Regions from separate parts of the Homo sapiens genome. Here region 2 is linked to region 1. A link is a loop called in an ENCODE intact Hi-C map of the cell type or tissue named here. Cell type or tissue: PC-9. All regions are shown on one strand. Links, peaks and the distances in the headings refer to the core of each region. The heading gives the core; the rest is flanking DNA.

The links. Peaks named below come from ENCODE experiments on the same cell type or tissue, not always from the same donor. Only the 100,000 strongest peaks of a DNase experiment are listed, where the experiment ranks them.
Region 2: a loop joins it to region 1, with 14 times the contacts of the local background. A loop is called at or near these places in 2 of 110 quality-filtered maps.

What each region holds. Positions count from the first base shown.
Region 1 is chr4:142,814,066-142,822,811 of GRCh38, reverse strand. All of the region lies in intron 1 of INPP4B (inositol polyphosphate-4-phosphatase type II B), which reads left to right. The region is part of intron 3 of USP38-DT (USP38 divergent transcript); the gene reads left to right. Among named protein-coding and RNA genes, the nearest start is that of INPP4B, 28 kb to the left of the region's middle. In PC-9, for the core only: no CTCF peak of the experiment used is centred there; a DNase peak (open chromatin) is centred at 5,181; H3K4me3 peaks cover 325 bases; H3K27ac peaks cover 1,021 bases.
Region 2 is chr4:142,545,682-142,554,427 of GRCh38, reverse strand. The region is part of intron 2 of INPP4B (inositol polyphosphate-4-phosphatase type II B); the gene reads left to right. Among named protein-coding and RNA genes, the nearest start is that of INPP4B, 300 kb to the left of the region's middle. In PC-9, for the core only: no CTCF peak of the experiment used is centred there; a DNase peak (open chromatin) is centred at 4,327; H3K4me3 peaks cover 275 bases; H3K27ac peaks cover 5,681 bases.

The DNA of each region.
Region 1 (8,746 bases), core at 408-8,407:
AAGACTAGGCTAAGAGACTATGTAAAAATGGAGAGAATGTCCACTGTTGTTGTTGAGGGGATCTGAGTCACTTTTTTCATGTAACAGAAGGCAATATATTTTGTCTGGTCCTTTAAGACAGTGGTTCCTATCCTTTTTGGCACCAGGGACCAGTTTCATGGAAGACAGTTTTTACACGGATGGAGTCGGGGTGGTGTAGATGGTTTTAGGATGAAACAGTTCCACCTCAGACCTTCAGGCATTAGATTCTCATAAGGAGTGCATCCCAGATCCCCTGCATGCAGAGTTCACAATAGGGTTTGCACTTCTATGAGAATCCAATGCTGCCACTGATCTGACAGGAGGCAGAGCTCAGGTGGTAATGCTCACTCTCCTGCAGCTCACCTCCTGCTGTTTGGTCTGGTTTCCAACAGGCCACAGACTTGTACTGGTCCATAGCCCAGGGGCTGGGAACCCCTGCTTTAAGGCACAGTGTGTAAGCCATTGTTTCCTCATCTGTGAAATGGGAGTGATCATCTTAGCTCTTACCTCCTGAAGTTGTGATGGTTAAATGATAATGCACTTAAAGTGCTTGACATAGTGCTGCACAGTAAACATACCGTGAGCTTTAGGTTTTACTGGTTTTTGTGATTAGAGTTGAAAGGAATCTTGAATTATTCCAGCCAAACTTCCCAGCCACTTGAGAAATCACTTTTGTAATATTTTTGGTGGGTAGCTCTCCAGCTTTTGCTTAAAATCTCCAGTGACAGGGAACTCACTTCCTTGTAAGGCAGCTGGAACTTCTTCCATATGTGGGAATGAAGGCCATCTTCCCATGGCTTCCACCTATCACTTCTCACCCTGGCCTTTAGGGACACACAGGTAAAATCTAATTTTTCTTCCACAAAATACTGCTAGTTCCTTTAGCCGATCATTAGATAATAAGACTTCCCCACACCCTCACTTCTTCTTTGATGTGACAGTGACTCCTTTTGGTGTGTGTCTAAACTGAAATACAGACTGCTGTACTAGCATAACGGTCAGACTAGTGTTTGTTGAGGGCTCACTACCTGCCAGCCTGTGTTCTCTCCACAATTCTATGAGGTAATTCTTGTTATTATATTCAATTTATGTTTAAGAAACTGAGAAAAGTAAAAAAGATATCGTTCTATTTGTTTATTGTTGAATACATAGGAAAATATTTGTATATCTAGTTATAACTGGAAATTCACAAAATAAACAAAATAAAAATATGTTAAATAAGGCTACATAGTTATGGCAATTTGAAAAATAAACTATACCTACTAATATCATGTTAATATTAATTAGGTAACCAATAATATAATGTAGAAAATGTATATTATTGTTATGCTTATATTGGTAACATTTTGGATTATTCTAAGCAACAAAGAAAGAACTTTGTCCTCCAAAAAAGGTATAGCCACCATATGGTGTCATTTTAATTAAGGCAGTGTGTATTTCTAATATAATGTAAGAAAATAGAAAACTAACTAAAATATAAATCTAACTGCTCCATGATAAAATAGTATATAAATCAAATAAATAAATCCACTCAAGAGAACTTAGGCTCAAGAGAGTGTAATAAATAGTATATCTTCAGTGAAGTTTTTAATAATGTTATTACTAAAAATGTGAACTAAAAATAAAGAAGCAATTGACCAAGTTCTCAAGAGGCATTATAATTCCTAGAGAAATAACTGACCAAAGGAGCAAGCCTGCATATTGTGAAGATAATTCACACAGCTTGCTAATAAAATGCAGGAGACAGATAAAATTCTTAACTGACTATAACCAGTATAAAGTTGTAATAGAAATCATGAGAAAGAGACCACTTAAAATCCATCAAATACACAAGATCAACTTTATAAGACAAAGCATTGAAATTAGAATAAAAGGACTCGGACTAAGCTAAATAAATTCTTTCCTTAAGCTTTGAGGGTCAACTTTCCTACATAAAAAGATTAAAAACAAACAAGAAAAGCAAGCCAACTGATTATACATACAGAAAAGGAGCAAAGGGAGAAACTGTTACAATACATTGCAATCATTCATTTGAATAAAGCATTCCTATTTTCCTTCTCAACACCGTCACAGCTTGGATGGGCAATGAACTGGCCAACTGAAATATGGAAAGTTCTGCCTTTGTATACAATATATTTGTAATTCTAAGAACCTACTCAAAATTTATTACATTTATGTGACCTCAAAATGAGGAAGGATTTTGTCTTAGTCCATTTTGTGTTGATATAAAGGAATACTTGAGGCTGGGTAATTTATAAATAAAAGAGGTTTATTTGGCTCACAGTTCTGCAGGCTGTACAAGAAGCATGGTGCCAGCATCTGCTGTGAGGGCCTCAACTGTTTCCACTCATGGCAGAAGAGGAAGGGGAATCAGCATGTGCAGAGATCACATGGTAAGAGGGGAAGTGAGAGAGAGAAAGCAAGGGAAAGGAGGGAGGTGCCAGGCTCTTTTTAACAACCAGCTCTTGTGGGAATTAATAGAGCAAGAGCTCATTCACTCTCCCTTCCCCAGAGAGGGCATCTACTCGTGGGGAATCCACCCTCATGACCCAAACACCTTTCATCAGGTCCCATCTCTAACATTGGGATAAGACTTCAACATGGGGTTTGTGGGGACGAATCTCTAAACTATAGCACATTTATTCCAATACAATCTAAATTAAGCCAAAATAATTCAGGTTTTGAGACAATAGCCTAACCTGGAGGTACACTGTTTTATGTTGGACTTTCAGGAGCAGAGCCTGAGACAAGGATTCAGGTGCCATTATTTATTGAGGGAATGCTCTTCAGAAAGAGGCTATGAGGGAGGAGGTGATGTAGGCTGGGGAAGGAAGGGTGATTTCAAGTAAATTTTAGCCTCGGCTCGAGGCAGATTCACTGTAGGACTGAGAAGAGGGACTGTGGAGGAATGAAACACACCATAAGCCACGTTATACTTTGAATTGCCAGCCAAGGGTGTCTGTCAATAATTGGCTATGAGCCCTATGAACCGTGTGTGTGTGCGCGTGTGTGTGTGTAACTTCCCTGGTGAGGTGGCCCCCTATTGGCACTGGCCTCATAAAGAAAGATCTGGACAGGACATCAACATAACCTCTACCACATACGTATTTGAATTTTGGTTTTACCAACTTACTACGGCCTTCAGAAATACATTTCCTATATGCCTTTCCAGAGAGAAAAGGAATGCAGATAGAATTTGCAGCACAAAAATTATACTAGTGTTTCACCCAGATTGGTAGATAGCTGTAGATTTAGATGAAGTGGGTAACAGTCTTCATTTTGAATTCCAGTTTCATAATCCCCTAAGATTCACTTTGAATTTTCTAGTTGCCATTTTAAGACCTCCCATTTTGTGTGCTCAGTTTCTTGCCTTGTTGCTTGGTGACTCAGATGTGAATTAGACCCTATATTCTGCTCTCAGTAGGGACAAATCTTTACAAGTTGGTTGGAAATGGATGAAACTTCTCAGCACAATTTCTGCAGGCCATATGATAAGGACAGGGTAAGGACTAGGAGAACCCTGGATGTAGCCCTTTAGGGCTTTTGGTCTGTCTTTGAAAGGGAAATTGTTTACTCAAGCTGCTAAAGCTGTTTATTACTTTCATCAGTATATACTGCGTCCTCAGTTCTTGATCTTTCTTTTACCCCAAGTGTTTCTACCCCAAAGGGTGGGAATACAAGTGTTCGGGCTTCTCTTCCTTCTAGGGTAAATACTAAAGAGTAATCCCAGCACACAACGCATGACTGGAGTCCTTCATCTCTCAACAAAGATTCGTCTTGAGCCTATGGGAGCCAACTGCTCTTTTGGTGCTGGGTATAAGGCAATAAACCAAATTGGAAAAGTGCTTGTCCTCTTGGCATTCACATGCTAGTGGACCAAAAACTCATAAGCCAATATGATATCAGTGGAAGAGACACACTATGGGTAAAAATGTAACAGAATGAAGATAAAAATAAAACAGGAATGTTGGGTGGTTGCTATTTTATATAAACTAATAAGGGCGAGGGGCTCTCTGATGTGAGAACAATTGAACAGTGACCTGACAGAGTTGTGGTGGTAGGAGGAGAAGAGAGTTGTAAGCAGCAGGCACAGCACTTGAAAGCGTATAGAGGCAGCTGCTGGCTACACGGATCGGGGCAGGAGGTGATCCCAGGAGCTCAACTAGCCACAAAAATTTTTATTGCTAATGCTGTATCAATTTCCTTTCTATATTGTCAATGAAATGTTTATAATAAAGATTTTGAAGTATATTATTTACTTTATTCAAATTTTGATTCCTACAGAAATTGTAATTCTGTTGAAATATAGATATAGATAGAACTGGAAATACACACACACACACACACACGTTTAAATTGCCTTCCTTTTTTGTAGAAAAAACAAGCCCTGGAATAGCCTCTGAGAGAAAAACCCATGGAAATTTTACTTTGATAAAATGCCAGTAATGGCATAAAAAGCTGCCCTGGTGTTGTTTCTGGGAAAGCAGGCATTTCTCAATGAAGGAGTGATGGATGGTCTTTGAAGTTTAAATGATATCAGAGAGGAAATGAAAAACTGGCCAGGGCAGGGGAGTAGGGGGGACTCAGTGACTACATGCAAGCTGCACATAGTTCAGGTTCTTCTCTCACACTTTTTCATACGATGCCAAGAGTAGCTGGTTTCTTATCATCTTTGCATTCTTTAACATTATTAGAGTTCCATTTCCTTACTATTCTGAAGACTTGATATTTTTCCTATCCTGTTGCTTTCTTGTTACTTAAATGTTTTCTTCCTCTCAATTTTTCTCTTTCCCTCCCTTTCACTCTCCACTTCTAGAAAGTGGGCCATTTATTTTTCTAATTCTAGTGAAAGGGAAGCAAAATACCACACAGCTAAGTTTATCTAAGAAGTCCCAATTTCCTGGTGTCTTTTATTGTTATTTTGGTTTCCTTTTAACGTCAATATATAGCAGTTATAAAGTAGGTTTAGATGTTTTTATATTTTTAGTCCAAATAAACCCGAAGTATAAAGTTGCACAATATGATGATGGAAGAGACCCAAGAAATGTTGTTATTTAAAACTGATTTAGTTCTAGTTGAAAGCTGACTTCCTGGGCGATGTGCTGCCAGTGAGTCTTAATCCCTGGCTTCATGGTTTGTGGTTTATGTGGGCTGGCATGCTAAGCATTTAATCGTTAGTCACCATTCTTTTCTGAGGCCTGTGTGGCCAAGGCATTATCGTCACCCTGTCACTTACCTAGACATGCTCCTTGGAAAGGAGGTGAATTGGATCCATTAAAAGTGTGAGAAGAGCTGGGAAAGGTCTGATGCAGCCGTACGTTCAAAGATTAAAGCACTCCATATGCAGTTTGACTTTGTAAAGCTTGGATAATCGAGGAGAAAGCAAGGGGGCTGAAGAGGCTTTGAGTGGCCTGCTCACTTGTCTGATGGAAACTCATCAGATATGTGACTGATAATTTTATTTCACACATCTTTAGTATTATGTTTTAAAGTTTTAGGGATGGCTGGAAACCTCACTAAAAACTCTTATACTGTAGTCAGAATGATCAACCACTTTGTTAAATGAATGAGTGCAATACAAGGTATAAGAACAGGCTTATCAACCACTGAGGAACTAATGAAATGCCATTTCCTCCCTGATCCCCATCTTCATTGTTATGTCCTTTATAATTTTTTATCTAGGACAACCATGTTGACAGAGAAGGACTGGTATGTATCAGTATTTTAAAGAGTTTTATTTAAACTGAAACCATTCTTATATCAATTCTTATTATACTAACTCATATTAACTTTACTCAATGAATCTGCAAAGACCCTATTTCCAATTAAGGTCACATTGTGAGGTCCAGGTAGACATAAAGTTTTGGGGGCACTATTCAACCCAGAACACTTCCCCACAAAACTCTAAATGTATTTGAAAGCGTGTATTATACCTTATTTGTTTCCCAATATCTAGAGTGGTATTTGGAACTCAGTAGGTACTTAATAGTTGTTAAATGACAGTTTTACTTTGAACATCCAAATATACTATTAAGAAAAAATAACGGGTACCTAAGAACATTTCCATGAGGGAAGAGTAATGGCTGAATATGTGTGTGTGTATGTATATATATATGTATATATATTTCTGTATGCATACGCATATGTAGGTATAGGTATATTTTTATATATTTATGCACAACTTTCTAAAGAAGTTAGGCACCATGGGATATTGTTATTATTTGTTTTTTTTAAGATGAGAAATAATTTAAGCCTGTTGCCCTAGAGAAATGACTGGAAGTTAAGATTTAATGGGAGAAGAGAAGATCCTTTAAGATCGTTACTAACTCTTAACTTCAACGATCTTTAAAGGGAAGATCCTTTTTCCTTCTCACACTAACTCTTAACTTTTCCTATGGTAGAATATTTAACAAAAGGGCATTGAAATTATAAAAACATAATTTAAAAGGGTATCATCATAATGTTATTGATGAAATAATTTCTTACGAAATGGAAATTAGCAACTTTGAGTTTACCCTGACTTAATTTATTCTGAGAAATATCTTCTTCTCTAAATCTTACAACCCTAAAAATGAAGAATAGAAATACATCCCTTCAATAAGATATCTATTCCTAAAGGCTCAATCTTGGGTACAAAGGCAGAGGTATTTCCCCAAGAGGGCCTGCTAGGAAGAGAAGCAGAAGACATGCATTTCTTTCTGTCCTGGAGTGAGTCAGCCTGCTCACTTCTCTGACATCAGTCTGTTGCCACAGAAACACTGGTGGGGACACACATTTTGCATTACGACTTCACAATAGAAAACAGACCTTTATTTTTCTTTTGCTTCTTTACACAGTAAGTGGACAAGGCCTACAGTGAAAGGAAAAAAAGCATCTTGTTTGAGTACAAAGTGAGCAATTTACAAAAGTGAAAATAAAATTAATAACTACCTATGGAAGAAAAATGAGGTTTTCTGGAGTAGGTTTCTCACCTACCCTTTAAAGCAGGGCACCTTAATTTTTGAAATGTGTTTTCTTCCAATCACCTGATTTGGGATAAAGAAAAATAAACAGAGAATGAGGCAAATACTTATAAAAATATATATGGAATTAAGCTAATGTTTTGTTAAGCTTTACTTATATAATTTGTCTTCATAAGAGTAAAAATCTAATGACAACTAGATCCCTGCAGAAAGACATAGTTTCAGGTGTCAGATTTGATTTTTTCATCACAGCTTACGTTTAAAAGAATGAATAGCATGAAGGTAATTGTTTTTTTAGACGGAAACCTCTGAGTGGCACAATAGAGTTATATTAGTATAACTTTAGTTAAAGTAAACATTATCCTAGAACAGTATGGGATTTACAAAAACATTAAGGAAATAGAGTTTCCATGCATTGCACATCTGATTTCTCCTATTAATAACATCTTACATTAGTATGGTACATTTGTTACAATTAATGAACCAGTGCTGATACATTATTAACTACAGCTTATCCTTTATTCAGATTTCTTTAGTTTTTATCTAATGCCAGTACATCACGTTATATTTTAGTTGTTATGCCTCCTGAGGCTTCTCTTGGCTGTGACAGTTTCTCAGATTTTCCTTGTTTGTAATGACCTCAAAATTTTGAGGAATACCAGTCCAGGCATCTTGTAGGACACCCCTCTAGAGTAATTTGGTGTTTCCTCCTGATTCCACTGGATTTATGCATTCTTGGGAGGAAGACCAGAGAAGTAAAATGTCAGTCTCCTCACATCATATGAAAAGTACATATTAGCCACATGGCTTAATACTGTTGATGTGAACCTTGATCACCTGATAAGGTAGTGTTTATCAGGAGTCTCCACTGCAGCACCCCATCGTTACTCTCTCCCTCCTCTTTTCCACATTGGACTCGAAGGAAGGGAGTTACTGTGCACAGCCTACACTTCAGGAATGGGAATGGGGGAACTTATGCTCCATCCCCTTGAGATTAGAGTGTCTGCACATATTATCTGAAATCCTTTTTCACAGGAGTTTTGTCTCTTCTATATTTAATCCATCATTTATTTATATCACTATGGACTCATGGATATTTATTTTATGCTTTGGGTTATAATTGCATACTACTTTATGAATTTTATTGCTCCAATTTTTCCAGCTTTGGCCATTGGGAAGTCTTTCAGTTGCTCCTGAGTTCTATGTGTAGCTTTTAGGTCAGCCAAAATGAATGAAATGGGCCATGACATCTCTTTCCCTCTTCATACAATAACAATAACTCTGTAAAATGATTTTGGAGAAAAACAGAGAGATTACATGGCCAAGGTAGTTAGTAGTAGGTAACTGAACTAGATAGTGGTATCTATTTTCTATCTTTGTTTTCATTTTTATCTTAGCATTTTGTTAATTTATACTGTCTCAAGAAAAAATAGACACATTTTTCAATTTATGCTAACATGTTTGCCAATTATTTCATGCTTTAAGTAGTTTTCCTTTAACTTCTGGGATGTTGGGGAAAAGGCTGGGGATGTGGGTGATGAAGAAACATTCTCCCCATTGCCTGCAGCCTTCCACTGACATTTTGTTTTTGCTTGAAGATATTGTACTTAAAATACAATCTCCTCTAGAGAGGATGCATGATTCTCCTTTTCCCTGTTACCTGCTTTCTCACCATTTTTCCCCTTCTGTCTTTTGCACAGTAATGGTGGAACACCCTGATAGGGGAAATGTATGTCCCATTTTTCAGCTACTTCCAAGTAAGA
Region 2 (8,746 bases), core at 367-8,366, 270 kb after region 1:
GAGTAGGTATGGGAGACCAATTAGAGGAATTTCTTTTTTTTCCTTTTTTTTTTTTTTTTTTTACTATTGCAAGTGAGAAAATAATAGTACTGGACTATGGAGTTGGTGGAGGAGATGGAAAGGTGGGCAATTTGAAGCTTTTTAATAGAAAACATTTGTCATTCTGGGTGATGGTGGATCTGGAGTGGAAGGAAGTGGATGACTCTGGCTTTTTTCTTTTTCTTTTTTTTTTTTTTTTTGAGATGGAGTTTCACTCTTGTTGCCCAGGCTGGAGTGCACTGGGCAATATCGGCTCACTGCAACCTCCTCCTTCAGGATTCAAACAATTCTCCTGCCTCACCCTCCAGAGTAGCTGGGATTACAGGCGCTGGCCACCATGCCCAGCTAATTTTTATATTTTTAGTAGAGACAGAGTTTCAGCATGTTGGCCAGGCTGGTCTCAATCTCCTGACCTCGTGATCTGCCCACTTCGGCCTCCCAAAGTGCTGGGATTACAGGTGTGAGCCACCGCTCCCAGCCAACCTGGCTGTTTAGCTAGTGGAATAAGACTGACGGTGCAGCCATTCATTGAGAAATGAACACATAAGAAAATCAAGGGGAAGGTATGTCTTGACCTGGTCTTTTTCCAGAAGCAGACCCCAAGACAGGTTTAAGGGCAAATGTTTTATTTGGGGGTTGGGACCAGGAAACACCAATGGGGAGTAAGGAAGTAGGACTGAGAAGGGAAGAACAGCAATACAAGTTACATTATCAAGGTATTTACCACTGTGGAGTACAGTAGCTCATGCCTGTTGGGGAACCCTAGAAGCCAGCATGGACTATGTCTCAGCATATCCCATCTGAAGGAAAAGAGAACTGGGGTATTTATTCCACAGCTCCTCTCCTGTCAACTATGAGTTGACTAGCAGGCAACAATTCTCTAGCCCTTTGGCTTGTCATGTGGGGTAATCACAAAATCATAAAGCCAAGGGGATATGAAAGGGCATAGAAAGCAATCTTTTCTACAAGCTGCTTTGTGGAAGGTGAAGATGGAGCCAGCATCTTGAACTTAGTTTTAGATTTATTGCACTTGACCTAACTTTTCAGACATATAAATAGAGACATCAAGTTGGATACATAAGTCTAGGTTTCAAAAGAGAGTGGGAATGTGGAGTCTTCTGTGTAGAGGTGAAAATGAAAGCAGTGGTTAATATTGTTTATTGGAAGAAACTACAGGGTGAGGAAACAAGAGCTTCTGACTCTGCTCTGAGAAATCTGGGCATTGAAGGGCCAAGTAAGGGAATATAGTACTAAAAAAAAGCTGAGAGGAGTTTTAGAAAAACAGAACAGAAACCAGAAAAATTCAAACCTTAAAAACCAAGGGAAGATAATAGGGTAATACTTAGAAAAGGAAGGAGAGGTCTTCAGCATACAGTGTTGTTTAGAGGACCAAAAATGTCTATTGTGTCTTGCATAATGGAAATTTATTGATCTCCAAAACAAAAGCTATTTTGGTGGTGCAATGAAGGTAGGAGATATAGAGAGCATAATGATTATGACTGGACTATAGAGCAGGACTGCCTGTGTTCAAATGTCTGTCCAAAGCTGTAGGACTTTGGGCAAATAACTTGCCCTCTCTGAGTTTTAGTTTTCTCATCTCTAAAATTGGGATGACAATTATTCCTACCTGTGGAGCTGCTGTAATATTAAGACATAATGTAATAAAATACTTACAGCAGTGTCTGGCAGATGGTAAATATTAAATGGTAGCAATTGTTAACTTTATTCTTTATATTCTCAGAGATCAATGTTGCCTCTTTCTCCAAATTCTCTCTGATCCTTGGTATTGCACTTTCCAAGAATATTCTTAGGTTTTGGTGATATGAGACTCCTACAAAAGACTCAAAAACCTACCTAATCACCAATCTGATGTAGGAATTCATTTCTCTAAGCATGTGCTCAGATAGGCAGTGCAGGGTCCCAGTAAGTAACTTCTTCTTCTTTTTGTTTTTTTTTTTAAGACTTCAAGTTTTAAGGAATTCTCTATATAATTAGGTTAGTTTACTTAATAAACTTCAAGGTTCTATATTATGAGGATCCCAGATTAGCAGCCTCAGCATCATTGGGGAGCCAGTTAGAAATGCATAATCTCAGGTTCTACCCAGACCTACTAATCAGAATCTTCCCTTCAGCAAGAATTCTAGTTGATTCACACGCACATCAAAATTTAAAAAGCATTGCTTTTGAGAGCTCATTTAGTATTTCTTACACTTGGTTTTCTGCCAAAAGCATTCAATTTCAAAGAGCCTCCTTACTCAAATTCTGTAAGAGTGATTTCAGAGTACTTTCCACAGCTTTCCTGTGACTTTGTGGTAGAAATCCCAGGACTCTGGTTGATGCTGAGTCAATTGCTACTTCTCTGAAATAGGTCCCCCGCCACTTGACATTTATATGCGTCTAGTTCAGAACTACAGCAGGGATTTAAACAAGGTGCGACTGTCTATTGCATCAGAGTTCAAATGAACCACAACAGGACTAAAATATAGCCTTAGTGTCAGCTAGAGTATTTCTAACCTCAAAAATAGATAGAATTGGCTCAAATTACTATTCCATACCCTAGGGAAGTCTTATGCCTTCTTGCCATCCAATTTTTTAAAGTTTTCTATATGTAATTGACATTCTGTTGGCCATATGTCACTCTGAGCTTCTGCTTCCACTGAGTTGGTTTAGTTTATGTATCAGTTTGCCAGTCTAGCATCCTGCTACAGTTCTACTGCGTGATAACACAGAACAGAACTCAACACTTATCTCACTTTCCAGAAAAACAAATAAACAGAAACACTCACACGAGACCTTTGTGTATATCACAAATTATAATAAGTTTGAGGAGATGGAAGGGGTTTACATCACTGAAATTTAAACAGTTTAATAGTAAAACATTTAGGCAATCATTGTTTTAAAATGTGCTTTTGGACATTTTTACACCTTGAGACCCAGGTTCCTGCCTTGTCTCTTTACCCTCCCTCTCTCCTCCCTTTTATTTCTGTGCAGTCCTAGAAAGGAAATCACAAAAGGAAAATGGCCCCACAAGTTCTTTCCATCTTTTAGTTCACTTTAATTTAGTATTTAGGCTCCCTTTGTAAGCCCAGACTCTGCTGAAGCTTTGAAAAGGCTTCTTGCCATGCCATGTAACCAAAAATGGAGTCAACTCCCTCAGAAACACATGGATTGAGTATGGGGACAAGGGCGTCGTCCAAGGAAATTGGATGCTGTTGCCAGAGAAAGAATGTGTGCTTGCTGGGCAGCCATAAAACAACAAATGGCCACTTCATAAAACCACAAATGGTTGCTTCTTCTGGGCAGAGTCGCCTCCTCTTTCCTTTGTTTCCATGACTCTTTACGATTCCTTGGTTAGAATATCTACTAGTTTGTGTTATCGCTTCCTATTTTGTATCAAGTTATTTCATATGTGCCAAGCAAATTACTTGTGATTTATGTACTTTAACTCTTTCATACTCACAACACCATCAGCAAGGTAAGTAGTATTTTTGTCATTTTATACTTGAGGAGACTGGAATTATGGAATTTAAGTTTTACCCATAGCGACACAGCCAGATAATTACCCAGATAATTTATTTGCATATCTCTCTCCCTAACTAGACTGGGCTTTTGTGGAAATAAGAACCACATTTTAATATGTGGCTTTGAAGTACTTGGTCCCCTAGTACTTTGCAGGGCCTCAGTAATTGTTTGAATTGAATGAACACTTCAAAGGTACAAGGGATGAGAGAAAAATCCAGTTTCTTGCCAGTAAAGTAAAAAAAAAAATATATATATATATATGTGTGTGTGTGTGTGTATATATTACATATATAATGATGAAAGTGAGAGATCAAGAGATAGGAGAGAAAAAACTTGAAAAGAATTTCTATTCTGGATAAGTTCCCTTATCTCAGAGAAGTTGAACTCTCCTACCTCAAAGAGATTAAAATAAAGAATAAGGTATGCCTGCCCTCTTGAGCCACTTCTCTACCAAGATTACTAACATCCTGGTTTGCTCATTTTGAGTTCACAGACCTTAATTATGTACCACACAGCATGAATCATCCTGTCTGTTCCTATGGAGAATATCAATTTGTCTTCCAGACTATGCAGCAGAGCAAAGCTTCCTTCTGGCACTACAGGAAAGAATGAGGAAGAAAGCACAATAGAATCTCCTGTGCCCACCACATAGTGAGCATTTTCCACCCTGAGATGATAATAACCTGACCTATGACCACCACTTGGAGCACTAGGCTCTAATACTTGACTGTTTTAATCAGAGGCAATATCCTTGTTGTTGTGGCACCCTAGACAGGTCATTTACCCCCTGGGAGCCTCATTCATCATTTTAAACAAAAGGACAGTTGTTCCTGACAGTGAAAATTCACCAACCTGCTAGAACAGGCTCAAATGCACCTGGCTTTTAAAATGCCATTTCCCCCTCCTCCTAATACACGAGGCTATTGCCTTATCTATTTATTCACATGGAAACCAAAGCATAAAGTAACATCTCACCTACCTGGAATTTAATTGTTCTGAAACCTCAGAGAGCTCTGGAACAAAGCCAGAAAGAGATATTTACCAGGAAATAAGCAAAGATTTCTGAACTGCCATAGGCCCCTGCCTCATAACCCATGCCTATTACCTGAATGTAAGCCCATCAGGTTACTTACCAGATCTCAATGACACCCCTGTGTAACCATCCAAGGAATGAGTTCTTTTCCAAGCCAGAATTAAAATAGGATAGTTGAGGGGCCATAAAAAAGGCACACAGTCTCTGCCCCTTTCGTTGTACTTATTTTCAATATATGATCACCCTGGAGAAGGTAAAGACATCTTAGTCATTGGAATTCACCCAGATCACTTCCCATGGCTTGCTCCTTCCAGCAACTCATACCTGGTGTTTTGGTTTCTGCACCTACCCCTCACTTTGGCTCTGTACCTTCAACTCCAGCATTTGGTTAGACTCCTTGACTGGGGAGCCAGGTTAGATCACTCTCCTAAATCTTCTCTGGACATGCTCCAGAAACTGACATCTAGTCATTACCGTCTGATGGTCATGGGCTCCCGTGCCCTCCCACATTCCAGAACTACCCCACCTATCATTACAGTGCACAGTATGGGAGGATGAGATTTCATCACCAACAACAGTGATGGGGGTGAACATAGACCCTAACCAGGGAGAAGAGAAAAAAACTTCAAAAGGCAGCAGAAGAACAAATGAAAGCATAGGTGATGATGCTGTGCAGTGCGGGTTAAGTGAAAGGACTCTGGATAAGAAGTTGGGAGACCTGGGGTAGATAACTGTTGTGTCCGCTTAATTAAATCACATCACTCTTCTCTTGATGTTAGTGTCCCATCTGTAATTGGGAATGCTGGACAAGCTCTCAGGTCCCATTTCATTCTGACATTGTGTAATTCTAGAGGCAATAGAGCGTACCCATTTTTGAGGGCCTCACAGACATAATTTTATTATAGCACAGTATAATAATTAATATTCACAATGGTGACTTTGGGCCATCAAAGAAAATTGCATTATGTTTAATGTGCTTTTAAGGAAGCCTTATAAAATTTAATACATTTTAGAATGATTTTCTGTCAAAACGTTAAATTAATATATATATATGTATACACACACACACACACACACACACACAGACACATCTGTATGCACTATATTTGGTACTTAAATAGGTAACCCCTCTGTTATTCTGAAGACATGTCATCTTTAATGACTCACATTTCAAGGATTCTGTAGAGTGAAGCTCTATTGTATCTACAAAACAATTGAGCAAAATGACTGTTTCATACTGAGGTGTTTACCAGTACCAGAAAAAAAATGTTCCAAATTAAATAATTTAGGTGAGTTGTTATGGAGGCAATTAAGTTTTAATATGTTAACTTCATGTCATATTTCTTCCCTCTATACGACAAGAGCACTCGAATTAGCTAGCCTCTTCTAGGAATTTATATATTGATCTTTTCATTTGTATTTCAGAAAGTAGACTTTTCCTTTCATGACCTTTTTTGTGTCTCTGTTTGGATGTTTATATTCTTTGAATACTTTCATTGTTGTTCCATTACTAACAGAAGGGCTTAAAACTCTCAGGTCACTACTTGCAGTTTCTACACATTAGCCATTGAGTCTGTGACTCTCTCAACATTCTCTCATGCTGGAAACATTGCTCTGTCATGACTAGTACTTGGCAACTTGGTTCTTCCACCATTTAAGCTTTCCAAAGAGATGTCTGCCTCTATTGTACAGAAGTTGGAGAGATTGTCTACTTTCAAAGCTGTTCATTTGGGCTTCTCTCCAAGCTTAACGTTGGCCAGAGTCACAGCCTATTTTCCCACCTCAAGTGTAACCTCTATTAATAACAAGCCTTAGCTTGTAGCTGTCTTGAAGAAAAATGTTTTAGCTTTTCTCTCAATCTTTAAGAGTTCAAGCTCTCAAATAAAACATGGTGGCAATAAATTCATAAACTTGCATTGTTTTTGCCTGAATATTCCAGGGCCAATGATTTCTTATGAATTCCCATAATATTTTAGTCTTAAGAAGAGACCAAGGTATAATACATGAGGTTCTAAACTGGTCCCTAAATTTGTTTTCCACAGATAAGAAAATAGAATACAATAAAAAGTGAGGAGTCATTTTTTCAATGTAAATTATTAGAGATGACATTTTCCTTTCAGGAAATGTAAAAGCAGTATTTTTCTACTAGCCAGTGTTTGAGCCTCATTCAACACGCTGTCACTTCAGCCAAGTCACTTAACCTTCATGGTCTTCAGTTTTCCTGAGACATAAAATGGGGCATAAACTCTCTGACCTCCCATGGTCCATTTGGCTCTTTTACTGTCTGATTTGCTAGTGATCCACAAGGTGAAGGACACTTTTCTCTTGCCAAATTTTGCTAATTGGGTTGCAGAAAATTAGTGCAGGGTTTTGGAGCCACTCATAAATATTTATGTCTAGGTATTGCTCAGGCAGTATTTCAAGACTTGAGGGGTCAGAAGCTGAAGGATCCTTCATTAAATCTGTGAGATCCCCAGAGCTTGGTGAGAGGGTCAGGGCATGCTCTGTTTTGTCAGGATGTTTTATTCTTAAAAAAATAAAATCTCAGTAGCATACTTAGAGACCTCAGACTCCAGAAATACTACTTGTATACAAAACACTTATTTGGGGATATGCTCTATGAATTTGTAGGATGTAATTGTCTAGCTTTTTGCAACCTTATTTACCATCCTCATTGCCATGGGAAAGTAAAAAAAAAAAAAAGCACTGGGATCAGGAAGAGGGGAATAAACAACATATGTATTGCTATACAGTAGGAAATGTGCAGAGAATCAAAAGTACGATTTCAAAGAATCTTGAATGAAACAAATGGTCAAAATATTAAGTTAACTGAAATAATCTAGGTAAAATAATTTATATTATCATAATTTTGAAAAAGAGCATAAAATATTGCTTACATCTGGATGGTAAAGTTATAGATACTTTCTATATTCTTTATGTTTATCTGTAGTTTCTTAATATTACTCAGCAAGCATGTTTTACTTTTATAAATGGGAAAGTTAGTTGTATTAGGAATTCAGCATCCCTCTCAACCACTTCTACTACATCCTCAAATATGTATTTTGTCCAAGTTGCGTTAATGTTGAATGGTGGGACTTTTTAAATTAACCGACAATATGAAGACTCTACTTTGAAATATTGCTTTGGTATTCCCATATTTCAAATTAACAATATTACTAAACAACATTTAAGCACTGGCACTTTCACTATCAGGCTTGACTCTTAGAATATCTCCGTGTTGACACGTAATCATAATTCTCCTAACTTATTAGTGGCATATCAAGACAAAGAACCTGGGATTCTGACATCTGTTCTTCATGATGCTATCTAAGGCTCCAGGTTTCTCAATTTTGGACATGTACTATGGTTGAAAGTCATTCCTTAGTGGTATCTTACTCTATCAAATATACAATTTCTAGATAAGGCACATGCATGCTATGTTCATTGTGTATTATTCACAATAACAAAGACATGAAATAATCCTAAATGCCCATCAATGATAGACTGAATAAAGTAAATGTGGTACATATACACAATGGAATACTATGCAGCCATAAAAAACAATGAGATCATGTTCTTTGCAGGGAGATAGATAGAGCTGGAGGCCATTATCCTTAGCAAACTTACACAGGAACAGAAAAACAAATACTACATGTTCTCATTTACAAGTGGGAACTAAATGATGAGAACACACAGACACATAGAGAGGAACGACACACACATTGGGTCCTTTCAAAGGTTAGAGAGTGGGAGGAGGAAGGGGATAAGGAAAAATCACTAATCAGTACTAGGCTTAATACCTAGGTGATAAAATAATCTATACAAAAAACACCCATGACACAAGTTTACCTGTGTAACAAATCTGAGCTTGTACTGCTGAACTAAAAATAAAAATTAAAAAAATGTATAAAAAAGAAACTGATTCTTGAAAGATGAATGTCCCAGTCATGTTTTTCTGAAATTTGCATCCTCAATTATTTGAACAACAGACCATTTTATATATATATATATACACACATGTATATGTGTATATATATACACACATATATATGTGTATATATATACACACATATACATGTGTATATATATACACATATATGTGTATATACACACATATACACACACATATATATACACATATATATGTGTGTA